Regions from separate parts of the Homo sapiens genome. Here all the other regions are linked to region 2. A link is a contact called in ENCODE Hi-C or POLR2A ChIA-PET data. All regions are on one chromosome and are shown on one strand. Each heading gives the region's core, a stretch centred on a gene start or an enhancer-like site at or near the end of the contact. The rest is flanking DNA. Distances are from core to core; before and after follow the strand shown.

The links. A loop is a pair of places that touch in the nucleus more often than their neighbours do. ChIA-PET counts read pairs that join two places held with the same protein, here RNA polymerase II (POLR2A). Pooled maps may share reads with other maps.
Region 1: a map of CD8-positive, alpha-beta T cell shows a loop between it and region 2 (8-fold over the local background). The contact joins the promoter of TGIF1 here to the promoter of ENOSF1 in region 2. A Hi-C loop is called at or near these places in 2 of 168 maps with a recorded cell type or tissue (both CD8-positive, alpha-beta T cell), 1 of 37 single-sample maps with no recorded cell type and 11 of 50 pooled maps. POLR2A ChIA-PET finds 5 or more read pairs at or near these places in 1 of 52 experiments (HepG2).
Region 3: a loop to region 2 is called in a pooled map, with 17 times the contacts of the local background. The contact joins the promoter of LPIN2 here to the promoter of ENOSF1 in region 2. A Hi-C loop is called at or near these places in 6 of 50 pooled maps. POLR2A ChIA-PET finds 5 or more read pairs at or near these places in 2 of 52 experiments (K562 and activated T-cell).
Region 4: a map with no recorded cell type shows a loop between it and region 2 (8-fold over the local background). The contact joins the promoter of MYL12-AS1 here to the promoter of ENOSF1 in region 2. A Hi-C loop is called at or near these places in 1 of 37 single-sample maps with no recorded cell type and 9 of 50 pooled maps. POLR2A ChIA-PET finds 5 or more read pairs at or near these places in 1 of 52 experiments (AG04450).
Region 5: a map of CD8-positive, alpha-beta T cell shows a loop between it and region 2 (4-fold over the local background). The contact joins the promoter of DLGAP1-AS1 here to the promoter of ENOSF1 in region 2. A Hi-C loop is called at or near these places in 1 of 168 maps with a recorded cell type or tissue (CD8-positive, alpha-beta T cell) and 10 of 50 pooled maps. POLR2A ChIA-PET finds 5 or more read pairs at or near these places in 1 of 52 experiments (HepG2).

Annotation. Positions count from the first base shown.
Region 1 is chr18:3,445,976-3,451,502 of GRCh38, forward strand. It overlaps TGIF1 (TGFB induced factor homeobox 1), which reads left to right and starts at 4,197. Exons shown (of 3, transcript NM_003244.4): 1 at 4,197-4,530. The coding sequence starts at 4,515. LOC124904237 (a long non-coding RNA gene) reads right to left here and starts at 4,681. Exons shown (of 2, transcript XR_007066269.1): 1 at 4,557-4,681; 2 at 1,031-1,211. RefSeq lists silencers at 2,217-2,286, 3,947-4,056, 4,087-4,246, 4,887-4,936 and enhancers at 2,408-3,029, 2,997-3,136, 3,030-3,649, 3,237-3,426, 5,514-5,527.
Region 2 is chr18:709,699-715,038 of GRCh38, forward strand. It overlaps ENOSF1 (enolase superfamily member 1), which reads right to left and starts at 2,932. Exons shown (of 16, transcript NM_017512.7): 1 at 2,806-2,932. The coding sequence starts at 2,889. RefSeq lists a silencer at 2,857-3,176 and an enhancer at 3,128-3,707.
Region 3 is chr18:3,009,559-3,015,060 of GRCh38, forward strand. LPIN2 (lipin 2) reads right to left here and starts at 3,586. Exons shown (of 20, transcript NM_001375808.2): 1 at 3,529-3,586. RefSeq lists a silencer at 3,027-3,976.
Region 4 is chr18:3,260,351-3,265,252 of GRCh38, forward strand. MYL12-AS1 (MYL12A and MYL12B antisense RNA 1) reads right to left here and starts at 2,009. Exons shown (of 4, transcript NR_130145.1): 1 at 1,703-2,009; 2 at 922-980. MYL12B (myosin light chain 12B) reads left to right here and starts at 1,783. Exons shown (of 4, transcript NM_033546.4): 1 at 1,783-1,887. RefSeq lists an enhancer at 1,179-1,228 and a silencer at 1,439-2,328.
Region 5 is chr18:3,589,799-3,595,363 of GRCh38, forward strand. DLGAP1-AS1 (DLGAP1 antisense RNA 1) reads left to right here and starts at 4,316. Exons shown (of 3, transcript NR_024101.1): 1 at 4,316-4,442; 2 at 4,622-4,686. All of the region lies in intron 7 of DLGAP1 (DLG associated protein 1), which reads right to left. RefSeq lists enhancers at 3,956-4,075, 5,488-5,565 and a silencer at 5,073-5,367.

The sequences.
Region 1 (5,527 bases), core at 2,947-5,446, 2.7 Mb after region 2:
TATGTTGGGTACCCAGTTTTATGCCTTTTAACTTTGTTATATTTGGATGTGTTAAGTGATCTTGACTTTTTAAAAAAAATAACTAACATCACTAGTTTGGGCATTAAGTGAGATTAAATAAGTGTTTCATAAACTGTAAAGAATAATACAGACACAGATGTTGAGAATAAGGAGAGTGAAGCTTGTGCTCAAGGAATTATCTTTCCGTTTTTTTGTTTTTGTTTTTGAGACAGAGTCTTGCTCTGTCACCCAGGCTGGAGTGCAATGGCACGATCTCAGCTTTCTGCAACCTCTGTCTCCCAGGTTCAAGCAACCCTCCTGTCTCAGCCTCCCAAGTAGCTGGGACTACAGTCACACGCCACCACGCCCGGCTAATTTTTGTATTTTTAGTAGAGATGGGGTTTCACCATATTGGTCAGGCTGGTCTCAAACTCCTGACCTCAGGTGATCCACCCACCTCGGCCTCCCAAAGTGGTGGGATTACAGGTGTGAGCCACAGCGCCCTGCCTATCTTTTCGTTTTATCCCCTGGATTCCAAAACTCATTTAGGTAAAGAGAAGTGATGACTTGGCTACAGAGGAAAAAGGAGGGCCGGGAAGGGAAGTGCAGGCTAGGAAAAGTGACTAAAAACAAAAGTAGTAGCACCAGTTACACTATTCATGCAAGGAAGCTGAGGAGAATTATCCTGATGGGGCTGATAAAATCACCTCAAGATGGCTCTAGGCCACCCCAGGTTCTTAAGACAATGGTCAGCTCTTTCTTAAGCAGTCCAAGACCCTCTGACCTGAGATGTGACTGGATGATTACAGACCTCTTGTCCAGTGTTTAGAGCCTAGCTGTCTGCATATTTTATAAAGATATCTGCCTTCCAGAGACTGGAAGTGAAAGAGATCCAATGACTGGGTGAGTCACCCTTTCTCCACCTAGAACACAGTCCTTGATGGAACTCATGCTTTATCAATTGTTGTTGAGTAGAAGAAACAAATACATCCTCCAATCTTCACTTGGTGGACCTGGCATCAAAAAATAATCATATTAAGTGCGTTTATTAGTACACTTTTCTGGCTTATCTGCCTTTCCAAGTTTCTATTTGAGTTCTTGCCTTTGAAGGGTTTGCAGGCTGTGAAAAGTAACTTAACTTTTTAACAACTTTCTTTGCTTGGCCTTGAGGCAGCTTCAGAAGATAAGACGCCAAAAGGAACTATGTGTGCCTGGAGAGAAAAAAAATAATGGTGAAAAACGTTTATCAGTAGCCTCCGCCAGCACCAAGCAACGCCTCAATTTTACTCAAGCAATTTCCCAATTCAAGTAACATTCATATGAATCAGCAAATAATATGTAGCAAATTTGAATCTATATACTTTAAAAAAAAAAAAAAAGCACTGGAAAGAATCTTAAAAGTCATTGAATCCGTTTTATAGCAAGGCCCCGAGACTGGAAGGGACTGACAGAGCTAGAAATGAAACTTGTTTTTCCACCTCGAGAAAAACGAATCAACAAAAAATACCCTAAGCAATTGCTGGTATCTGAAGCCCACTTTTTTGAGGCTGTTCCCTTTGTTACGTTGCGCTGACCCTAGGCACTTTCTTCCCAGAATGCACCAAGAATCCGAAACTCCAAACAAGTTTGAGATCAGCGTTGGCTGGGGGGAGGCAGTGGGGGTGCATCTACGGGAGCGGTTGGGCTGTAAGCTTTCGCTACATCACAGAATTGTGCCAGTGTTTCTCTTTGGAGTGCCTCGCCAGCTTTAACAACCGTTTGGATATGACTTGCTCGGGCAAAAGTTGTGCATTGGCCCGATCAAGCCTGACTTCTAGCCAAGGTGAGTTCACATCTCCGTTTTTTCCTCCCCCTAATTCGAAAGAGGCTTTCAATTGTCTCCGCCCCTCCCCCCTTCTCCTGGAAAGTTTGTTTTCAAGCTATAAACCCTTTCCAATTCTCGGTTCCCATCTCGGTTGCCTGAGAATCGCAGTCATTAGCCAAGTCCACTTGGACGAAAGCAAAGCTACCTTTGTGTACATAATGAGAGCCACCGCGTGGCCAAGGAGAACCACGGGGAAGAGGGAAACATTTTTGTCTCGAGCTGGCTAAAGCGGGCGGGGGGGGAGGTAGGGTTAAACCGACCGAAGGCGTGTTTTGTGGAGTGGCTTCGAAAGCGGCCGAGGCAGCCGAAGCCGCTTTCGAAGTTAGCAAACAAAGCGTCTCCCCAGTAACCGCCCGGTTCCAGACGAGGCTCCTGCCACTCAGGCCGCGGAGTCGCAGCGTCGCCCAGCCCCCGGCTCCTCCTCCCTGCGTCTCTCCTCCCTCCGCTCCCGGCTCCCCAGCGGATAGGAGCCACCAATCCCAGCCACAGACAACCCTTCAAACGAAATAGCGAGGCGGCCCCCTCTAACGGGCGGCGGGGGCGCTGGCCCCCTCCCTGCGCCACATCTGTCCCGCACCGGGCGCAGCAGCTGATTCATCTGCAGCCAGGTCCGGGAAGGAACTGTGCTCCCGGCAGTTGCAGGGCAGCGTCCGGGCGGGTGGCTTGTCCCCAGGACCGCGCTCCCCCCGAGCCGTTTTAGGTGTGTGTTCTCTTCTGTCCCGAGCAGTCAGCAAACCACAGAAGAAAAAAATCGTAAGGTTGCTGCCTTCTTAGAGAGACGCTTTTTTTCCCTGTTGATTCATTTTAGTCCTGTAATTGGAAAAACCACCCAGGCTTTTTAAACTCTGGCCTCCACGCATTCTAGGGGCGGGGGTGTCTTTTTTTTTTTTTTTTTTTTTGAGGGAGGGTGGCAGGCTAGCTCTAGTTCCTGAAACAGACGCTCCGAAGTCGAGTTAGTTATCCCTTGGCCGTCTTAGTACTCCTCGGGTTTAATCTTATTTCCACAGAGTTTCTTCTGCCGGGATCTCCACCGAGGTTACCGAACAAAAACAGCACAGAGCCCAGACTGGAGGCAGACCCGGGCGCTGTCTCTGCTAGGCTTATTTACGTTTAGGGCTTTTCTTTCCTTTTTTTAAAGTGATGGGGGAAGTCTCATTGTGTGGCATGTGACAGTTCGTTTGCTTCAAAACAACAGGACGTAACCACGCGAAAACTAGAACCAGAGGAGGGGGCATGCGTTTCTTCAAGTCAGCCAAACAGCATCTGGTCTTTGAAAGCGCAATTTCATCAAGAAACTCCTGTTGGATCCCTCCTAACTGTGGACCAAAATAAGCCAACAGGAACGGGTGTTTACTTAATGGCTAGTTTCTGTTTGAAATGGGAGGAGGGATCCCCTAGCAGGGTTCCAATCCGAAGAGTAGACACTGTTGACCGAAACAGACGAGCAGGCACGGCGTGGTCACCCCTTAGCTATAAAAGTGGCCGCTGCCGGGGTTCGGCGACTCGGGGTGTCAGGCGGAGTCTTGGTGAGGCAGGCGCGCGCCCGGCCGTCCCCGGGCAGAGACGTTTAAAGAGCATGTGAGCGTGACAAGTGTCTGTCCGCAACGTGTCAGATTTCGAAACTGCCTTGCAATCCAGTCCGGAACTCGCAGCTTTAGCCCGGGGGAACAGACGTTCGTTTAGGCTGTGTCTCATCATTCCCCCCCGCCCCACCCCCGCCGACCTCCCACTGTCGCTGCTGGAGGAAGAGCCCCGGGAGGAGAAGGGTGCGCCGCGCCGCGCCCGCGTGTCAATGGCAGCCGCGCATTCTGGAAGAAGTTGGTTCTTGTCTCGAATACTTTTCCTCCCGTGCCCCGCCCCTTGAATCAGAGGCGGCTGTCTCGTGCGGCTAGAGCAGGGCCAGTAGAGTTCGGGGCAGCTGTCAAAAACGAGACGGGGAGGCTTTTCTTCCCGGGGGTGGAGGAGGGAAGGAGGGAGGTGTCCTTTTTTCCATCTGTTGCAGTTTCCGAACCAAACGCACCCTCGCCAGCCCCGGGAAGAAAGGCCCAAGGGAGAAACCTGGGGCGCTCGGCTGGTGCCCCCACCGCCGGGCGAGGGATGCGGGCGGTCCGTGCGCGGCAGGCGGAAAGGATCGTGTTTCTGGACCCGGCCACCCCCCGCGTCCGCACCGCCGCCCCCGAGGGACGAGTGACAGCGGCCGCCGCGCTCGGTCCAGTCTTCCCGGCTGGAAGGTGCGGGGGAGGGGCGGAGGAGCGGCGGGGCGGGAGGGGGACGGGGCGGGCGGCTGGGGGCGGAGGCAGGACCTCCTGTACCTTCCCTCCTCGCCTCTCTCACTCTGACAGCGCCGAGGTGCGCCGAGCAGGAGCAGGGAACAAAGGAGCGGAGAGGGGAGGGGAGAGAGTTGGGCGAGGGAGAGCCCCCGGCCGGCTGCCAGAAGATCCCGGCGGGAGGAAGCCCAAGTGTCACTTGAATTCCACCCAAGGAGCGGGCGCCTGGGATCAGAGCGTCCTGTTTAGCAATAACGGCTGGAGCACGTCCTACAAGTTACGGGAGAGTCGGCTGTGAAGGAGACGTTCGCTTATCCCCTGTGTCCCCGCTCCTGGCCCCTCCAGACCCCCGCCTTGCCTCGCGCTGGGAGGGGAGATCCAGAATGAAAGGCAAGAAAGGTAAGGCGGCCGCGGGCTGCGCGCACCAGAAGACGCGAGTCCGGGGAAACGTGCTGGCCGGGCCGCGCCGCGCGGAGTCACTTGGTGGACTTTTCCGCCCAGGGGCTCTCATGCTGGAGTGGCGGCCGTGCTCTTTGTTGAGGCTGCGTCTGAAACGGCAGCGGCTGTTTTCCTGCTAGACACAACACGAGGGGCTGTTGTGGGGCGAGCCTCTCCACGCTGCTGGCACGTTGTCAAGAAACACGCTCAGCGCCTTGTTTGTGCGCCTGCAAGTTTCATTGTCTCCGCCGACACCCCACGCTCGGCCCAGCCGCCGCGTGGCTTCTCGCTCTTTCTCGCGTGCTGGGGATATGGGGTCCGAGTAGGGAGGACCCAGCCCCTCGTTTTTCCCGATCCGGACCCAGGCGGCCGGGGCCGCGGGACCGCCGCGGCTTTGTCTGAAAGTTCCACTCCTAGGCTCCCCCCGCCCCCGCCCCCGCCGCCCCCCTACTCCCAGCCGGGCCCTAGCACTGTTCTTTAGGGATGTGGTGTTTTTACGATCGAAGGAATGCGATTCTGGACCCCCTCATCGCCCTCGGGTGTAAACAGCTTTGGAAAGCTAGACTTTTACAAATCCCCAGTCTCTAAAAGTTTTCCCACGATGAATTTTGGGGCAGGAGGAAGAGTTAGCACCCAGGGCCAGCAGCTTCAAGCGGCATGCAGTCAAAATGCGTCCAAATGTGACAAGCAGGCTTGGTTGTAAGTGCAAAGAGCAAGGCTGTCATTGTTTCCACGAAGTGTTCTGGAAGCTTTACAACTAAAACTTGCCGTCAGTTTGGTTTAAAAACAAAATACACCGGAGGGGGACGGGGGGTGGAGAAACCACACAAAACACCCCGAAAGGTCAGAGTGTGAAGTCCCTTTTGAAGTTAACAAAAATTGAGTCCCTGGCTGGGAGGTCCCCCGAGTGTTCCGCTGTGGGCTGGAGGTGGCGTTTCTGTCGTGATTTATGTGGAGT
Region 2 (5,340 bases), core at 1,682-4,181:
AGGCAGAGGTTGCAGTGAGATGAGATTGCACCACTGCACTCCAGGCTGGGCAACAAGCGAGACTCTGTCTAAAAAAAAAAAGCAGGAGTCTTTAGCAGATTTTGAGGACAGCTTTATTGCTCTTTCTTGAAAATATCCTACTTCTGATCAGGGAGGCTCACTTTGCTAAGTGCTGATGGTCCAGCATGCCTCGAGGGCATGTGAAGCCATCTCCATGGTGAACTGCAAAACAGCTCATTCTAATAAGAAGGCACTTGAGAGCTGGCACACAACATACACCCTATCTCCCCAAGATAAAATGCTTAAGTATTTATGAGCTTGCAATACAGGTGTTAGATAATGTCTCCTTACCCTGTGTTAGACATCACTCAGGCCCAGAGGCAAATTCCATTTCTTGAATTATTCTACAGTAAACCAGGCTGTCTTTTGAGACAGGGTCTCTCTCTCTCACCCAGGCTGGAGTGCAGTGACACAATTACAGCTCACTGCAGCCTCGACCTCCTGGACTCAAGAGATCCTCCCACCTCAGCCTCCTGAGTGGCTGGGACCACAGGTGCATGCAACTACGCCCAGCTAATTTTTGTATTTTTTTGTTGAGACGAGGTCTCACTATGTTGCTCAGGCTGGTCTCGAACTCCTGGGCTCAAGCGATCCACCTGCCTTGGCCTTCCAAAGTGCTGGGATTATAGGCTTGAACCACCACGCTCAGCCAAACCAGGCTGTCTTAACATTTCACAAATTCAAAGTCAAGTCTAGATTAGGGATTCCTTCTGCTTCAGTTTCCTCAGAGTGAATAGTAATTACAGCCACCCCTCCTTTTTTCTTTAGAAACAGGGTCTCACTGTGTCATCCAGTGCCCAGGCTGGAATGCAGTGGCATGATCATAGCTCATGTAATTGAATTCCTGGGCTCAAGTGATCCCCCTGCCTAGGCCTCCACTTAGGATTAGAGGTGTGAGCCCTCATGCCTGGCCTATAGCCAACTTTACTGACGGCCTTCTCTGAGCCAGGCTCTTTACAGGTATCTCATTTACATGTATAAAGTGAATATTATTATACCCATTTTACAGATGAGAAACCTAGGCTTAGAAAGATTGTGTGACTTAGCCACAGCTGCTAAAGCTTCACAGAGGCAAAGGCAGTTGCATGAGATCGAGTGTTTGGATTCTATAAGCCAGTAAAATTTCCAACATTTATTTTGAGTTCCATAAAGGATTGCCTGCTGGGTGTTTAAGTTATTTACCAACATCATGTAAGAAAGGAAACATGAAGATTTTAAAGAGGATGACAGCCTGGGCCCTGTCTCTACAAAAAATACAGAAAGTAGCTGGGCATCATGGTGCACACCTGTAGTCCCAGCTACTTGGGAGGCTGAGGTGGGAGGATTGGTTGAGTCAGGGAGGTCAAGGCTGCTGTGAGCCATGATAGTACCACTGCACTCCAGCTTGGGCAACAGATAAGAGACCCTGCCTCAAAATAAATAAATAAATAAATTTAAAACATAAAATAGAATAAAATAAAAATTTAAAAATGCAGGATGAACTTAATCTCAAAAAGGACATTGTTTTGCATTTAATAACTTTAACGAGAGATCTATTTTTATAAAACATTTCAGGTACAAAAAGAGTATAGATAATGTAATGGACACCAGCTTGCCATCCACCCAATTTAGGAAGTAAAACATTACAATGGGAATTAGAGACCTCGTGGTCCCCTCCGTGACCCCATTTCCTTCCCTCCCTACTGGTAACCATTTTCCTAACATTGCCGTTCCTCACTTCCCAGCATACTTTCACACATTCACTACATACCCATACAACTCTGCTTTTCTAGCGCGGCCAATCTCATCAGTGGACTACGAGGGGCAGTGAGGACCCAGTGGGGAACAGGCTCCCTGAAAACCCTGCACAGAACCCACTGTATTTGGGAAACACCGCTCTAGACGGGGGCAGGGGAGGGAAGGCCTGACATTCTAACACCCTCAGTAAGCAAAAAAGACCTTCAATATTTAGGTAGGAGTCAGAGTTCCTGCCCTTACTTTATTACATCTCTTAAGACGAACTGACATTTGCATCAGTCCTTTCTAAGCGTGTTTGCGGGTAATTTCACGAGAGCGCCCTCTCATGTGACGCAGTTAGCACGCGCTTGGTTTCTCAACCCGACTGTGACACCTTCATTACACAGACGGGTCCAAGAGACCCAGAGAGGTCTGGAACTTCTCCAAGTCACACAGCAAGTTGTGGAAGCGGGATCACCACTCAAAACTCCCAGCCCCGGGCTTCCCGTTCTCCCTCAGCGCCAACCCCGTCGCGTTCAGGGTACAGAGGAAGCCAGCGAGCGCTGTGCTCTAGGGTTTCCACTGGCGGGAACCCAACAAAATCATTTTGCTGCTATTGCCTATTATGCATTCTACCATTTCCAGCAAAATGTGAGTCGTAAAAGTAAAACCAGGATATTCTAAACTCCAGCAAAGAAAAAACCCAGGAGAGTGGAAAGTTTCTGGATACTTATACAATTGCTCCAAGGCATGAAAAGCGAGTGTCTCCCCCAGGCGCGCCTCCCACTTTACAGAAGCAATGGGTTCGAAGTCGGGAAGCTGCCCGGGGCCCGCAGAGCTGCAGTCGGCGGGGCGGGAGGGACCCGGGCCGCAAGCCGCGCGTACCATGGCGTCCGCGCTTACCATGGCGTCCGCGCTTACCATGGCGTCCGCGCTTACCATGGCGTCCGCGCTTACCATGGCGTCCGCGCTTACCATGGCGTCCGCGCTTACCATGGCGTCCGCGCTTACCATGGCGTCCGCGCTTACCATGGCGTCCGCGCCGTGGCCCCCAAGCGACGTGGGGAAGCGCACGTCCCGGACCGAGAGCCGGGAGATCCTGCCGCGCACCATGGCCCCTGCGCCCCGTGGCCGCGGCCCCCGTGCGGTCAGGACTGGTCGGGATCCCGAGCGCGCGGCGGGAGGGCGGGAGGGCGGGAGCGCGGCAGCGCCGCGAGGCGGGGCACCGTCAGGGCATAGAGGGCGCTCATTGGCCGCGCGGCCGCACCCCGTGAACTTGGCCCCATGGGAGCTGCAGTCCCAGCTCCGGGCTCCCGGGGGCGCACTCCGCCTTCCGCCGTTCCCTTCTCAGCCTAGACGGAGCTGACCCCGAGAGGGTTCGCTCAGGGTCGCCGGGGAACCTGGGCAGGCAGGAGGCCTCGCGCCCGGTCGGCGCCTCCGCGGGACCCTGCTCTGCTCGGATGGAAGACTCGTGAAGGGACCTGCCCGGGAGCCGCGCCCTAGAGGGAGAAGTCGGGTCTGAGCGAGTGCATTCGCTCAGCGGCAGATTCCGGCCAGTGGCTCAGCTCCCAAGCCGAGGCCGCTGGTTGTCGCCAGCGTACCCAGGAGAGCGGTGCCCTAGAAAATGCTAGGTCTCTTTCAGTGCCCACAGCCTCAGTTTGCCACCTGATAAATTAAGAGGCAGGTCATCATTGATTACACCCGTACTGATGCAGATGAGGTCCCCGTACCGTGCCTCAGCCTGTAATCCCAGCACTTCGGGAGGCCGAGGCGGGCGGATCACCTGAGGTCAGGCGTTTGAAATCAGCCTGGCCAATACGGCGAAATCCCGCCTCTACTAAAAACAAAAATTAGCAGGGCGTGGTGGTGCGCGCCCGTAGTCCCGGCTACTCGGGAGGCTGAGGCAGAACTGCCTGAACCCGGGAGGTGGAGCTTGCAGTGAACTGAGATCGCGCCACTGCACTGCAGCCCGGGCGACAGAGCAAGACTCCGACTCAAAAAAAAAAAAAAAAAAAAAAAGATGCTGGGCGGCTCACGCCTGTAATCCCAGCAGTTTGGGAGGCCAAGGCGGGCAGATGGCGAGTCAGGAGATCGAGACCATCCTGGCTAACACGGTGAAACCCCGTCTCTACTAAAAATACAAAAAATTAGCCGGGCGTGGTGGCGGGCGCCTGCAGTCCCAGCTACTCGGGAGGCTGAGGCAGGAGAATCGCTTCAACCCAGGAGGCGGAGGTTGCAGTGAGCCGAGATCGCACCACTGCACTCCAGCCTGGGCGACAGAGTGAGACTGTGTCTCAAAAATAAATAAATAAAAAGAAATAAAAAGAAAATCCAAAGTAAGCAGAAGAGAAGAAATAATAAAAATTAAAGCAGAAACCTGTGAAATTGAAAACAGGAAAGCAACAAAGAAAAATCAATGAAAACAAAAGCTGGTTCTTTGAAAACATTGATAAAATCAATAAGCCTCTAACCAGGCAAGAAAAGAGAACGCAAATAACTAATATCAAAAGTGAAATAAGGAACATTACTACAGATCCGACGGACATTAAAATGATAATAAAGGAATACTATGAATTCTATGTCCACAAATTTGATAACCTGGATGAAATAAACCAATTCCTTGAAAGACACAATCTGCCAAAACTCACACGAGAAGAAATGGACAATCTGAATAGGCCTATATCTATTAAATAACTTGAATAAATAATAGCCTTCCAAAAACAAAAAGCACCAGGTCCATGGTTTCACTGGTGAATTTTACACCAAACATTTAAGGAAGAAATTACAACAATTCTCTATAATCTATTTCAGAAGATAGAAACAGCCACAAACTGACTTTATGGTGAATGATTGATGCTTTCTCCTTAAGATTTGGAACAAGGAAAGGATGTCTGCTTCCACCACTTCTATTCAACATAGTACTGCAGGTTCTAGTTAGGGTAATATAATAAGAAAAGAAATAAAAGGCAGATTGAAAAGGAAGTAAACCTGTTTATTCTTGGATGACATGATTATTCATCTTTGTTGAAAACTGTCTTCATTGGACTTAACGAAAAAAGCTACTGGAACTAATATTGAGCTTAGCAAGTTTGTAGGATACAAGGTCAATTTAAAATCTATAGTTGATGTGCTAGTAATAAAAAATTGGAAACAAATTAGAAAACAGTATCTCTTAAAACAATTGCATTGAAGATATAAAACAGGACAAGTTTAACAAAAATATGCAAGATTTGCACACTGAACTATAAAACATTGCTGAGAAAAAAAGATCTAAAGAAATGTAGAAATGTAGAGAAATTCATATTCTTGGATTGGAAGACTCAATATTGTTAAAATAGCAGTTCTTCCCAAATCGAACTACAAATTCAATGCAATCTAATCTAAATCACTAGCAGGATTTTTTTGAAGAAATTGACAAGTTGATTCTAAAATTTATATGGAAATTTGAATAGCCAAAATAATCCTAAAAAAGAACAAGGCTGAAGAACTTAAACTACTTGGTTTTAAGACTTGCTATACACTAATCGAGTCAATGTGAAATTGACATAAAGACAGACAAGTAGA
Region 3 (5,502 bases), core at 2,336-4,835, 2.3 Mb after region 2:
CTCCAGAGTAGCTGGGTCTACAGGCATGCATAACCACACCTGGCTAATTCTTTTGTATTTTTAGTAGAGACAGGGTTTCACCACGTTGGCCAGGCTGGTCTCGAATTCCTGACCTCAGGTGATCCGCCCGCCTCGGCCTCCCAAAGTGCTGGGATTACAGGCGTGAACCACCGCACCCAGCCTTCTTCCTCATTTCTTGTTAACAATTTTAACATAAACTGACAAACCTGATCACCGAAATACAACATTCAAAGGCTTTAGCAGAAAAAGACTGAATTGCAGTCAGTGAATCAAATTAGTAAAAATGTTTACTTTATCATCATTTTAATCCTGAAAGTGACATTAAGAGTTTTATCTTGTATTAAAACACAGTTTACCTCCCAACAGATTTTTTTTTCTTCTCCTTCCTTTCTGACTGAGAAGTTGAGCAGAGACAGATGCCCAACCCCAGCTTCCACCAGCTTCCTGCTGAAAATCAAGAGCAAGGCAGCCCACCAAGTGGCCCCGGCAGGATTCTGGCCATTCCCCACTACACATGGGTTGCCACTGACTGCTTCATTTGGACCCCAGGGTGAGCAACTCCCTCACGCTTGTCTTGAAACACACATGTAATAAGCGTTTAGTGTTAGTAATAGTGTGTTACTAAAATGAAGATTCAAGCTGACAGCAGGGGAGGTGGATTCCAAAAATCACAGTTAATTACCAAAGCCGCTAAGCCAAGTTATTCAAATGTCTTATTACCAAGGTATAGCCATAAAACTTACTGCTCCAGGCTATAATACCTTCAAACTCTTCAAGTTTTAAAGACACATTATACATAGGATTCTGCCAACTGGAGGCTATCTACCAACTTGTGAGTTGTTTCATCATGAAGGAGGCAAATGGTAGGTCACGAGACTCTGGGTCTCATTGAGAAGTATAAAAACTTACCAAGCAGTGAAGGGTATTGGAGAGAGAAAAACAGGATTTTAAAATGAAGATTCCAAACCACTGCCTACCAATCTGGCACGGCAAGTCGGGCAAATACACACTCAACGACAGTCACTGGGGTCGGAGTAAAAAGAAATGGATTTAAATTAAAGATGGAAAGACTTAAATCAGACTTAAAGAAAAGCCTCTTGATGTAAATTGCTAAGCACCTACGGGAGATAACCAAATCTACCTGTTACCACTAATCTATCAACTAACAAGACAAAGCCTCCAGCTAGGCGTTACTGTGCTGATATATATTAGGAAATAAGTACCCAAGGCATAGAAAAATCGCTGACACAGAGAACCAAGCCATAATGTAATATTAATAAAAGTAAACATTTGACCCTTTACCACCTCTAACACGTGGCACCACCAGGAATATTCATCCATGCCTCACCATTCAGGGAAGGTAAGTGAGCTCACTCAGGAAGTGCCACCGTCTTCCAGGTCACTGGTAAGGACAAACTGCCTGCTGCGTCTACCTTCATTCAACAGACCTCGACCGAATCGCATCCCAAAGCCGGCTATGTGCTTGGAACTTACTGAGCAGCTATGGAGTTTGGCTTTCAGGAACTCTGGGTCCAGTCCTTAAAACCAAAAGTGCAATACAGGGCGATGAGAACTTCTATTGCTACATTCTCCTAGCAATAAAGAAGACAAAGCCCCAGCTGACTCTATTATTTGCTTCTTAACAGTGCTTTACTATAGTATTAAAGGGTTTTCAAACACTTCATTTCCAGCTTCTCTTAAGCATAATGCGTGCCTATTGACTCTCGACTGTGCCATCAAACGTTAAAACAGAACCTGTCGTTTCATTTCTAGCTTTCTATGGCTACCTCTATCAAAAGTTGGGCATGGAGATACCTTAAGTCTGGCTGGGGCGGTTGCTCACGCCTGTAATCCCAGCTCTTTGGGAGGCCGAGGGGGGCGGATCACCTGAGGTCGGCAGTTCGAGACCAGCCTGGCCAACATGGTGAAACCCCCGGTCTCTAATAAAAATACAAAAATTAGCTGAGTGTGGTGGCTCATGCCTGTAATCCCAGCTACTCGGGAGGCTGGGGCACAAGAATCGCTTTAACAGAGGAGGCAGAGATTGCAGTGATCGGAGATCGCGCAACTACACTCCAGCCTGGGCGACAGAGTGAGACTCTGTCTCGAAATAAAAGAGATACTTCAGTCTGACATACCACAATCAACTACAATGTAATTGGAGGGAAGAGCCGATGTTGGACGGCTATCACACGTGGCTTCACACTGTTCTTTTTCTTCTCTGGCTGGGTACGGCCTGAGGATGACTGCCCTCCAACAACTGAGGATGCTGCAGGAGGACCAGCCCAGCACCTGTCTCCATCCCCTGCACTGTGTGGCCGGCTCTGCCGCTTCTCCCCCGCTTCAGCATCACCTGCCACTTCTTCTCAATCTGAAGCCACTAAGAACGATCAACACCAGACCGTTAAAACATAAACCAGTATGGGCCACTAAATAATTCGTAAATATTTCAAAATGTATTTCAAAACCGACTTTGTATTGTCAAAACATTATAATCTAGCCAGGCCAAGTTTTAATAAACAGTAACACCCATCATCACTACTGGGTAAAGAACTTCATTCAACAGGACCTACCTTGACACCAAGTCTAGAGCCTCGTTTTCAATTAAAAAAAAAATGGGTAAGCCCCAAATGTGCATTAAAAATTAGTTTGGCCATTTACTAAGTAGTCCTTCAAAGCATTTCCAAGTATTCAGAGTTCCAGTACTTTTCGGAAAGGAAGGGTGATCTTTCTGGTACTGGTTTGCATAATTATGCCTAAAAAATGTCATCTTGAATTTTCAATGAAAAGAGTCTTAAAATGTTCAGGCGAGTGGAGAAAATGGTGATCCGCTGGCGTTAGAAGTGGACAGAGAGGCTCTCAGTACAAACTGTATCTGAACGTGTTCCTCACAAATTAAGATCTGCACCGGGGGCTGGGGGGCTTTGAGAAAACTAACCACATTTGAATCCGGTCCACACAGCTTGAAGGCGGAGGTACGGGGCAAAGCGCGGCGGGGAAGAAACACCAGCAACTCGGCGGCCCCCGCCTCGCCGCAGATCACGTGCCCGGCGCCCCCTCCCGCAGGGCCGGGGGCGGGATGGAGACGCGGCCTCCCGCGCGCCTTCCGCACTCCCCTCCGCGCCCCAAACCCAGGGGTAGGGGTGGTCTCGGGTAACCATCCCCAGGGCGGCGGCGAGGGAACTGCGCGGGTTCAGAGTCCTCAGCAGCCACCACTGACGCCCCGACGCCCCCGGCTCCCCGCGCACCCCGCCGGTCCGTCCTGCGGCGGCGGCGGTAGGGGCCGCGTCTACGTGGCGCGGTCGCGGCGAGGCGGGGACTGGGACGCGAGGACCGGGAAGCGGGGACCGCGGCGCGAGGAGGGGCGGCTCAACCCGCGCCGCCCCGGAGGGTCCCGGCCTCCGGCAGGACAGCCCCGGGCCCGCGCCAAGGGAAGCCCCCAGGCGCAGACACTCACCGCCAGCCCCGGAGGGACGCCTGCGAGGAGCCCGGCCCGCGCCCACTTACCCACAGGGGCTCCGCTCCCGGCCAGCGGGCGGCTGAGGGCAGGCGGCGGCTGGACTGCGACGGCTAGGACCCGCCGGGGAGGGAAGCCGAGGGGGCGGGGCCGGTCGGGGGCGCGCGCGGGGTCGGAGCGCCCGCAGCCGCCGCTGCCTTGGAAGCCGCCTGGGCCGCAGCTGAGTCGGGCGGCCCTCATGAATGGGACGCCGCGGCTGCGGCGGCCGAGCCGGCAGCTGGCGGGCGGGCAGCGCGCAGGCCCCGCCCCAGCCACGTGACGCGCGCTCCCGGCCGCGCGCCGCGCCCCCGCCGCCGAGCGCCAGGCGTGCGGCTTCTCACCGCTCCCAGTCCCTGGGCTGCGCGCCCGGGCCCCTGGCCAAGTGAGGGCGGGGCCTCGATTTTCTAGTGCCTCGGGCGACAGGAGCCTTACTTTGTTTTAAAAAAAAAAAGTTTCTTCCGGTCCCCATGGCAACCCTGCGGCAGGTCACGTGGGACTGAGAGCCCAATTGCCAAAAAGGAATGTTAAAGTGCAAAAAAAGTCTAGGGAATGAATGTTTTATAATCCCCTTTTGATCACTAGTAGCACATCTCCTTTGCTTACTTACATCTCCACCGAAAAAAAAAAAATCCTATTACACAACTCATTTTTAAAAATATGCCGGGGTTCTGTTGTTTTTTGTTTATTCTTTTTATCGCTCTGTTACCCCGGCTGGTCTCCAACTCCTGGGCTCAAGCATCCCCGCACCTCGGCCTCCCAAAGTACTGGAATTACAGGCATGAGCCACCGTCCCCAGCATTAAAATATACTTTTTAAGAAATGGGTGGCTCACGCCTGTAATCCTAGCACTTTGGAAGGCCGAGGCAGGCGGATCACTTGAGGTCAGGAGTTCAAGACCAGCCTGGCCAACATGGTGAAACCCCCGTCTCTACTAAAAATACAAAAAACCAGCCGGGCGTGGTGGCGCGTGCCTGTAATCCCAGCTTCTCAGGAGGCTGAGGCAGGAGAATCAGTTGAACCCGGGAGGCGGAGATTGCAGTGAGCCGAGATGGCGCTATTGCACTCCAGCCTGGCGACAGAGAGACTCCGTCTCAGAAAGAAAAGAAATGGGGCCCGGCGCGGTGGCTCACGCCGGTAATCCCAGCACTTTGGGAGGCCAAGGCGGGTCGATCGCCTGAGGTCAGGAGTTGGAGACTAGCCTGGCCAACGTGGCAAAACCCCGCCTCTACTAAAAATACAAAAATTAGCCGGGCATGTTGGCTGCAATCCCAGCTACTTAGGAGGCAGAGGCGGTAGAATCACTTGAACCCGGGGGGCGGAGGTTGCAGTGAGCAGAGATTGCGCCACTTCACTCCAGCCTGGGAGCGAAACTCTGTCTCAAAAAAAAAAAAAACAAAAAAAACTGGATTGCTGGTGCTATATACTATTGGTGCACACTGGTTTTTAATTTGCAGCCTATTCTATTACTATTCTATGATTGAAAGTAATGAACAGAAGCCTATGTTACTTCTATATAAATGGCAGTTAATTTATGAGGTGCATCTTGTGTGTGATCATTTATACAGTTCTAAGGGTACTGAAATAGGCATTTGCATACACAAAGCTGCTCCTTGAAGGATCCAGCTGCAGCCCAGTTTCTTCCCACCAGTGCCTGGTGTAGCTGGGCAGTGCTTGGATTCAGGGAGCAGGCGACCACTTCTTCACTGAAGTTCCTTCTGCTTTTCTGTGAAACTCGATCAAGTTTTGCCCCATCTGTAATCAAGGCCCTACAGAAACATAGGTAGTTTCACTGGCACAAGACCACTAGGAATTTTCCTCATTTCACTGCTTCTCACTTGGCTTCACAAGTAAAATAAAAATTGAAGAGGACTAAAATATCCCCCTCCGTATTCAATGGATTTTATAAATATGGAGAAGAAAAATTAAAGCTAGAGAAAGAATTTAATCCTCAGTTTCTACGTCAGTAAAATAAAGATAGTAGTGTC
Region 4 (4,902 bases), core at 759-3,258, 2.5 Mb after region 2:
AGTCCCTGCTACTCGGGAGGCTAAGGCAGAAGAATCACATGAACCCGGGAGGCAGAGGTTGCAGTGAGCCGAGATCAAACCACTGCACTCCAGCCTGGGCGACGGAGCAAGACTCCGTCTCAAGAAAAAAAAAAGTGTCTAATACTGCCAGACGCACTGGTGCGGTGTCTCTCACCTGTAGTCCCAACTACTTGGGAGGCTCAAGTGAGAGGATCGCTTGAGGCCAGGAGTTCCAGGTTGTAGTGCATTATGATCACGCCTGTGAATAGCCAGTGCATTCCAGGTTAGGCAACATAGGGTGACCCCATCTCTAAAAATAAAACGTATCAAATACAACTGAGGAACTAAATTTAAGTTTAGCTGCATGTGGTTAGTGACGATTGTATTGGACAGCACAATTCTAGAAACTTTTTTTTTTTTAATTTAGACTATCGAACCAAAACCTAAGAGTAAATATTGTAGAACCAGGTGTGACTTTTCAGCAATTGCTTTTCTAACACTATTGAGAAAATACACACAGTTATGAACCGCGTTTAGAGCTGTGCTGCTGGGATGGCGACCACCCCATCAGCATCATGTGTGCTTACCAGAAATTCGAATTATCCTCCACCCCTTACTCACTGAATCCTGATACCCGGTTTTGAGGCTCAAAAATGTTTTTAAAAGCCCTGTTATTATGCGTGCTACTGTTTAAGAACTGCTACAGAGTGCTGAACACAAGGTCCCTCTCTTCTAGGAATTTCTGATCAAAGATTTCTAGAATATAAACTCCCTAAGAGGCTTTGAATTCATCTCTCAGCATCCGGCACATGTTAAGGCAGTAAGAAGAGTTCAATAAAGATTTGCTATTAGATTGCCGATCCTCCACCATCCTGAAGTAATGCTATTTTAGTAATGCTAGATGAAGTAATGCTAGATTACCTCAAGGTGAGGGAAAATATCCTGAAGAACACAGCCACAAACACGATCTAGAACAAAACCTGAAAAACGTAGCTTTGTGTTTTTATTTGTGTGTGCATGTATGTGTGTGCGTTGCCATTTTCTTGATAAAGGAAAGCAAGTAGTTCGAATAAAACTTTCTTGTGGCCAAAAGGGGAATCAAACAGCCGTAGGCTGCGGCCGTAGCCTGATACGGCCGTAAACCTTATGAGGGTAAGCAGAGAGGAGTAGGTTAAAGAATTTAACTCGGGCTGTAATGCGGTTTGAAAAGAGAAAGGGATTCTGGAACGGAGAAGAATCCGCCCAGGCGCCGCCCTCACCTTCTCAACATTACATGAGACGAACCCTAAAACCTGTCTTGTCTGAAATTCAAATTTAGAAGAACTGTACTTTTACTTGCTACATCTGGCAACTCAGGGTTCGGCGCCAGGGGACCCCAAATCCTAGGCGGATCGCGCCCCGCCTGGGTCAAAGGGGACCCCAAATCCTCGGCCGATCGCGGCCCACTCGGGTCAAATTCCAGCGGCCTGCCCAGCCGCGCCCAGCGGGCCCAGGAATGCGGAAGGGTGGCGGAGCTACCAAAGGAGCGGGGGACGAGGGCCGGGCTGCGGACGACCGCCGCAGCGCAGGCCGCGATATCGCAGCGGATCGGAGCAGGCCGGAGGGGCAATTAAGACCCCGGCCGTGTGCGTCCGGCCTCAGCAGCCCCGCCGCTCGGCGGACACGCAGACCCCGCCGGCCCGGGCGCGAACACTCAGCGCACCCCCGTTCCACTTGGTCCCGCCGCGCCTTCCGGTGCGCCTTCCGGTGCGCCTTCCGGTGCGCCTTCCGCTCCGCCCCTTCAGGCAGGAAGTGTCGGCGCCGCCACTGTCCGGCCACAGCCTAACGCTCTTCGCTGTCGTTTGTGGTCTCGCGCAGGGCGGCCCCGGTTCTGGTGTTTGGCGTCGGGTGAGTCGCGCTCGACTCTGCTCGCGAGACCCCTCGGGCCGCCGTCTCCGTACCCCCGCGCCCCCTCCCGTCGCGCGCCTGCGGCCGGACCCCGCCCCAGGGCGGCCAGGCGGCGGCAGGACCTGTCAGACTGGCTGAGAAGGGGGCGCGGGGCCGGAGGTGGAGGGAGGAGGGTTGGCGGCGGGAGGAGGGTTGGTGGCGAGGCCCTGGCCCGGACGTCCAGGGGCCGGGAGGCTGCAGGCGATGGAGCCGGTATGGGGAGACGCCCTGCTGGAGAAGTGGCCGGGTCCCGGCCGTGCGTGGGCCGGCCCTGCGCCACCTGGGTGACCTCAGACACCTGGGCCTTGGACGGCCCGGCTGCCCGGCGGCCAACGCCTGCCCTCCCGGCGCCGCGGCGGGTCCTGGCGGTGGATTGGGGCCGACCCGGGCGTGTTCGTGTGGAGCACCTGCCCTGTGCCCAACACTATCCTAGATGCTTTGGAGGGTGGAGGAGCCTCCTGTTGCACGGTCTTGCCTAAGGTGAAGCCTCCAAGGAAGCCATTAGCATGCCGGTAACCGAGTGTGTGGTTGATACGGGCTCAAATGTGATGATTTACATAGAGTTGTAATTCGCTCAGTGTGTCTTGCATCTTGTAAAGGTTTAGTTTATTCGTGTTGATTGAAGAAAGGACCATTAACAGAAATAGGGAAAGGTTACTTGGAAAAGAGTCGTGACCTCACTGAAGGCCTTGGATTCAACCTTAAGAGGGAGAACTTAGCGTTTCCGGCTAGATGTGTGGGAGGTGGTAACGAGCAAAACTCAAAAGCTGGGAATTGTGTCCTGTGAAAAGCAGGCCGTGGGGACACCGGCGGGTATGGAACAGAACTGTAATGACTAATAGTCGGAAATAAGGGTAGATAGGTAAGTAGGACCTTCTTATGGATGTCTTGAAAACTTAGGAGAAAGAAAAGATTATCTAAGAAGCCATAGAGAGTAATTTTGGAGTCTTCACTAACGGAGTAATAAGAAAGGGATGTTTAGAGGATTCGTTTGGCCGCTTTAGTTTAAGGTAGATTTGGAATGGTCTTTTGGTAAGAGAAGAATCAAAGCATTTAGAATTCAGTAGGACCTGATAGATTACCTTGTGAAGGCTTTGCGTTTTATAACTGAGGAAAGTGAAACCCAGAGAGGTGAGGTAATTTGTCGAAGGTGGTGGACCCTCCTGGACTTTATAACTAAGAGCACTTTTGAGTGCTTTAGGCTCTTTTGAGTGAAACAGCTTTTATGATGGCTGACTCGATGTTCGTTTATGCTTTGATGAAACTAAGCTTGAACAAGATGAACTGCAATTTCTGAAGGACAGATGTCCAGACAAGAGTTGCTAGGGTTAGGAAAGAACAGGATTTAGAGCCCCGACATGGGGCTAGTTTTCCCTTTCTCCCAAGATTCAAAGGCTCCAGGTATATCTGGGGATGAGTTTATCATACCCTTTTTGCCAGCATCTTTGTGATCTTCCTTCCTCATTCTACACATTAGCTTTGGGGTGTCATTGCTTGTTATGCCCAGGTATCCACATTTTCATGGTAGAGAATTTCAGCTGCCTGTATGCAGGATGTTACTGGCTAGTGGTTCAAGCTCTGGAGCTAGATTTCCTGAGTACAGATCCTGACTGAGCTCTGCCATTTTCTAGCTGTGTGGCAAGTTGTTTATTCTCTTTACCCTGATTTTCGTATCTGAGAGAAGAGGATGATAACAATACCTATATGATGAGTTGTCGTGAGGATTAAATGTGTTAACACATACAAAATGCTTAAATCAGTGCCTGGCACATCTTTAGCACCCAGTTGTCCCTGGTTGCTACTGCTTCTTCCAGGTATGGAGCAGTGGGTAGCTACTAAGTTTCCTTAGGGATCTCTTGGGGAAGAGACTGGAACCATAGGTAGACCGTAGAGAAAAGCCTCATGTTGGAATTCAGATCCGGGACCTACCTTGTAATGAACATATATGTGTAATTCTGTTTGTGACAGGAAAGAACTATATATGTATATACACTATATACAACTGTGTATACTATACATATATTTATACATATATATATGTATTTGCTTAACTAGGATTATTTGAGCACCTGCCATGTGCAAGGCACACTGCTAAGTTCTGCAGTCCAAGGTGGAAAGGCAAAAGGCAATAAAAAGAATGAATATGGCCAGGCATGGTGGCTCATACCTGTAATCCTAATGCTTTGAGAAGCCAATGTGGGGGGATCATTTGAAGCCAGGGGTTCAAGACCAACCTGGGCAACATAGCGAGACCCTGTCTCTACCCTGCCACCCACTCCTTGCAAAGTAGCTGTGTATGGTGACTCATGCCTGTAGTCCCAGCTGCTCGAGGCTGAGTCAGGAGGATCACTTGAGTCCAGGAGTTCAAGGCTACAGTGAACTATGATTGTGCCATAAACCCAATAAGAGAGGTGAATTTCAAAAACATTGTATTGAATGAAAGAAGACAGGCATATATATGAATATATACTGTACAATTCCATTTATAAGAAGTTCAAAAACAAAACTAATCTATGGTGATAGAAATCTGAACAGTGGTTGCCTATGGGAGATGGTGATTAACTTGGAGAGAATTTTCTGGAACAGTGTTAACATTTGTAACTTAATGGGGGTGATGGTTACATGGGTATACACATTATAAAAACTTATTAAGGTTTGTACATTTGACTATATAAATTTCACTGCAGTAAAACAAAATGATATAGGAGCTCAGAGAATAGAAAGTTTGCAGCCAACTGTAATGATCATAAAACCTATAATAGAGAAAGAAATGTCATTGTTATAATGTGTATGTGGTAAGTGTTAAAATACATATAGAGTACTAGGGGAAATGCTTCCCTGGTGTTAAAAAAAGTTGAAAAAATTGAGTTTGGCTCCCTAAAAAAAATACTTCTAATAATTTATGGAACTATTTTTTTGCCTAAATATGCAGCACAAAAGCAATTATATGTCATTAGGTAGATGAGGTTACTTTTG
Region 5 (5,565 bases), core at 3,066-5,565, 2.9 Mb after region 2:
CTACCAGAGAGAAGGGCTGCCTTGGTCCACTGTCTAAAATCTGCTGAGGGCAAAGTTCTCCCGATTTGGTCCAGGTGATCAGCAGTTGTTCAACAAGCCCTCAAAAAGAAGGCCTTTATTTCTTTATTTGAGACAGAGTTTCGCTCTTGTTGCCCAGGCTGGAGCGCAATGGCACCGTCTCGGCTCACTGCAACATCCACCTCCCAGGTTCAAGCAATTCTCCTGCTTCAGCCTCCTGAGTAGCTGGGATTACAGGCATGTGCCACCACACCAGGCTAATTTTTTTTATTTAATAGAGATGGGGTTTCACCATGTTGGTCAGGCTGGTCTCGAACTCCTGACCTCAGGTGATCCAGCTCCCTTAGCCTCCCAAAGTGTTGGGATTACACGTGTGAGTCACTGTGCCTGGCCAAAAGGGCTTTATTAAAAAGATTTTTAAAATCTAATGGGGTTGACAGAAGCGTGCTGGAACTGGCCCTTCTCAGCTTGCTAAGCTCGATTGTGCACATTTCTTTCTACCTCTGTATTCAGTCACTTTTCACTGTTAGCTTGAAATTGTTGACCTTGGTGTATTTACACCATGGAAATCAGCAAATGCCTGAAATCCAGGTTCCCCCCTGTGGATTTTCTTCAATCAGAGAGCCGGTTGTTAAGCATTTCCAACACCCCTGTGTGTACAGAGCAGGGTTATTCAAAGCCTGGTCTGCAGAGTGGTGCCCGTTTGCAAACTGTGTCACAGTGCAGGGTGACACATGCTATGAAAATTGAGTGTAGGGTCAGGTACGGTGGCCCACACCTGTAATCCCAGCACTCTGGGAGGTCGAGGCCAGTGGATCACCTGGGGTCAGGAGTTTGAGACCATCCTGGCGAACATGGTGAAACCCTGTCTCTACTAAAAATACAAAAATTAGCCGGGGGTGGTGGCACATGCCTGTAATCCCAGCTACTCAGGAGGCTGAAGCAGGAGAATTGCTTGAACCCGGGAGGTAGAGGTTGCAGTGAGCCGCAGAGGTTGTAGTGAGCCGAGACGGTGCCATTGCACTCCAGCCTGGGCAACAAGAATGAAACCCCGTCTAAAAAAAAAAACAAAGAAAATTGAATGTAAGTGTTTAGAAACTTTTATAGCAATTTTATAGAGTGTTTTACCTGTTGAATCTAAAAACAAAACAAAACAAAACAAAAATTATGGGTTTGTTTTTTGTATGTCTTAAAAAAAAAGTCCTCTTTCTAGTAATTCTTTTTTGTTGCATTTTACCAAAGCACTAATCTGCAGCAGATTGAGGGCAAACAAACAAACTGGTCCCTTACCAGAGATAGGCTGAGAAGCACTGAAAAGAACATTTGCAAATCCAGGGAACAGGGCAGAGGTAGTACAAGTGAGATTAAGAATATATTCAAGAGGTAACTTGAAGCCACAGGCTATTTTAGAAAACAAAATGATGTGAAGAGGCCAAAAGAAAAAAAAGAAACTTGGAAGGACCTAAACTGGGGACATAAATGTATTTCTATTGTAGAAATACAGAATGGGAACGATTGGACTTATGGTTGTAATGTCAGGTAAGGTGTCTATTTCAGGAAAGGCATGTAGGATTAGAAGTATGGACCTAGGCCTGTTGCGGTGGCTCATTCCTGTAATCCCAGCACTTTGAGAGGTCCAGGTGGGAGGATCTCTTTGAGCTCAGGAGTCTGAGACCAGCTAGAGCAACATGGTGAAACCCATCTCCACAAAATTATCCAGGAGTGGTAGAATCCTGCCCCAGCCTTCCAAGTAGGTGGCACCTGTAGTCCCAGCTACTTGGAAGGCTGGGGCGGGAGGATTGCTGAAGCCCAAAAGATTGAGGTTGCAGTGAGCCAAGATCACACCACTCCAGCCTGGCGACAGAGCAAGACTACGTCAAAAATAAAAAACAAAAAATAAAAATAAAAAGACGGGGTGTTTCATTTGGAAAAGAAGAAAGGGGGGTTTTCAATTATTTGGAGGGCTCTTGCTTAGAGGATAGCATGGGCCTGTTTTGTATAAGTCCCCAAAGGAACAACAAAGGCAAGGGCTCAGAGAGGCATAAAGAATAATTCTCCAGGCATTGATTGTCCGTCCATAGAAGGAATATGAGGACCTCATAACAGAGGGAGTTCTCAGCCCCTGGACCTGTTCAAGCACAGACCAGCACATCTTTTGGCTGGGAGGCTATAGCAATTGTACCAACATCTGATAGGGGGCTCAACTAGATGACAAGGTTTCTTTCAAATTGGATGGTTATGATAATGAGTGAAATTTAGACAAGAATTTGCAAACTAGGGAGGGTCCCACAGAGAATGATGCTGAAGAGCTGAAGAAAGAAGCCAAAAAAGGAGGCCAGAGAAAGAGCTCCAACGAGGCTGTCTGGTAGCAATGATGAATGTTCTGCCATCTTGGGAAAGCAGCTGGCACTGATGAGGACAAAATAACTAATAGACAAGTTTGCTGCTGCTGCTTCCAGCCAAGCAGACCCCATAGTTGTGCACTTAACAGTGCATCATAGGGCTCCTGCTCCTTGCGGTGATGTGTTATGCTGGCCGGACTTTCCAACAAATGCCAGACAAATCAGCGGTCTGGCTGGAGTCCTCCACCGGCAAAAATGCGCAAACCCTGGCAACAACAAAGATGATGAGATGAGATTCAGTCCAGACCCGTGACATGCCATTAGATCTTCCTAATCACCAGAGAGCAAATCCTTACTCTGTGTACTGGACACTGTGCTAAGAACTTAATAGACATGGGGGCTGGGTGTGGTGGCTCACACCTGTAATCCCAGCACTTTGGGAGGCTGAAGCATAAGGATCGCTTTAGCCCAGGTGTTGGAGACCAGCCTGGGCAACAGAGTGAGACCTCGTCTCAAAAAAACCCAAACAACAACAACTAGCTGGTCATGGTGGTGCACGCCTGAAGTCTCAGCTACTCGGTAGGCTGAGGTGGGAGGATCACTTGAGCTTGGGAGGTGGAGGCCGCAATGAGCCATGACTGTGCCACTGCACTCCAGCCTAGGTGACAGAGCAAGACCCTGCCTCAAAAAAAAAAAAAAAAAAAAAAAAGAAAAAGAAAGAAAGAAAAAGAAAAAGAAAAAGAAAAAGAAAAAAAAGAAAGAAAAGAAAAGAAAAAGAAGAAAATAGACATGATCTCACATATGTGAAAGATCCCACTATCCCCATTTAACTGATGAAAATATTAAGGCTCAGAGCAGGCAACGGACATCCCTAACTCATCTAGAGATTCAGTGACAGAGTTAGAGTACTCAGGGCTCCAACTCCCATCTGACCATTAACTCAAACCACCTTTGTTTATCTCCCCCGCCCCCCGCCAGTAAACACTCTCTAGTAAACACCTTGTCCACTAAAGCACCGTGGTTTCCACGAGGGACTCCTTCGTGCACAGCCATCCTCACTCTGCAGGAACTCTTAAGTTTCAGTGAATGAATGAATTTGGAGTGGTCAACAAGGGGTGCACAGTTGCAACTTTTAAAATATTGCAGAAGGAGAGAAATGCCACAAAACAAAATGCACATGGAAAAATCACTACCTTATTTCAAAATATTTACAGCTTCACATTTAAGGCCACCCAAAGCGTGGCGGTCAGTGGTGAGAAGGCAGAGATCAGAGGCTGTTGGGGTGGGTCATACACCATGATTCCCGGCCCCCCTCTGGGAGATACAAGGTATCCCACAGTCTTCTCTCCCAGTTACATCCTCCACGGAAACCACAAGATGACTCGCTCAACTTTTTCTAAAGTAGAAAAAAATATGCTTGTGTGTGTGTGTAAGGGGAGGAGAGGGGATGTGAATGAAATGGAGGGTAGTGTAATAATTCCTGTAGTCATAAGACACGCCAGTTGGTAGTTGCTAGTATTCCAGACACTTCCTAACGCCAGACAAATGCCCCAAGCCTCGGCATGTCTGGCCTAGAGATCTATTCAACTGATAGCAGCCGCCTCTTCTGGGGAGAGCAGATCTTTCAGAAAGCACTGGCTGCGCTGCTAATCAAACGCAACATTGTTCTCAGCAAGGAGGAAGAATGGAAAGGTTTGTTTCAGAGTCACAACTTTATTTTTTTTAAAAGGCACCCAAGTTGTTTCAACAAGCTGCTACAAAACTTGGGCTTCCTGAGTGGAGGCTGTTTTGCACAGTGCATGTACTGTACAAAAATCCAGGCAGGGAGGGGTCAGAGAGTTCGTCATTAAAGAAAAAAAAAAAAAAAAGCCCCAGGCACTTGATGCCTGGAAATGATGTCAGACGCAGCCACTCCTCTGTTAGAACTACAGCCAAACAATGCGCAGGCAATCCACAGCAGCTGCCCCTGCAAATGTCAGCGCCAGCCCAGTCAAAAGAGCTTGAAACCTACCAAGCCGGAGGACTGTGCTGTGCCTCTCTCGCCCACATTTTCCCCAAGCACTCTCAGGAACCTGGCAACAGGTAACGTGGCAACCTTTGACTTATAAAAGGGCAAGTGGCACAATCTCAGGGAACAAATGGACTTTTTTTTAAAGCCAGCATCTCCCCCACCACTCCCACACCCCCCTCCCTCCCTCCCTCCCTCCCAACCAAAAGTCTGTAAAAAACAAAACATTGACGCGGGCAGTCCTACTCTCTAGTGTCCCCTTGTGGCCAAGCCTGGAACATCACATCTGTACGTTGCAATCTGTGGATCAGCTACGAGGTAAGTCGCTCTTTGGAAGGGGTGGAGGTCTTTGCTGGACTTGTCTTCCGAAAAGTATGAAGAGTGGAAGTCAAGGCTCAGAATGGCGTCCTTTTTTACCTTATCACCTTAACAAAAACTTCACCTTAGCTGCAGGGTTAAACCTCTGGGTTGGGGCTGGGGATTTTCGTTGTTGTTGTTTTAAAGCAGCAGCCAAGGCCATGTTTTTTAAGGTGGTGAGTTAAACGGAGCAAGAGCTGCGGTAGCCTTTTCCACCCAATCTCTTTCTTCACATCCTAGTCACAGCCAAGGGTAGGGTGGATGGCAGTGAGGATAAACAGCCCAGAAACAGGATTCCTGCAGGGTGGGACTGGCATTTTCCATTTTTATCTGAAGTTGTACTTTGAATGCAGACACCTTTCTCTCAGGCCAGAAGCACTGCTCATTTGTATTGCTGGCTTCCAGTTAGCCTATTTGCAAGGATTACTTAGGATTTCCAGACTGCAGGCCCAGCTACCCAGAGAGTGTGCCTCAAAGCCCCACCTCAAAGCTTTTATCTCTATGTGGCGGGAAACACCCACGAAAATGCCAACGGCGGTATTTGTAACTTGCCTTCTTCCTTTTGGGAACTGCTTTCTGCAGCTCTCTCTGCGTTAGAGGAATAGCTACAGCTGGGAGCTGCTCCAGCCACGCAGGAGGAGAGGGCACCCATTGAGAGGCGGGCACCCCTTCTGTCTCCCTCTGGCTATGTTAACTGGAAACTAGGAAAGGGGTTCAGATCAAAGTAACTGCTGTCTTCAGAAAGTTCCATTCATTAACTAAGTTAGCGGAAATTAAATGGTGTTTGGAGGAAGGTCATTTCAGAAGGCCCAGGGCCAGAGGCTGAGGTCTAAAACTTCT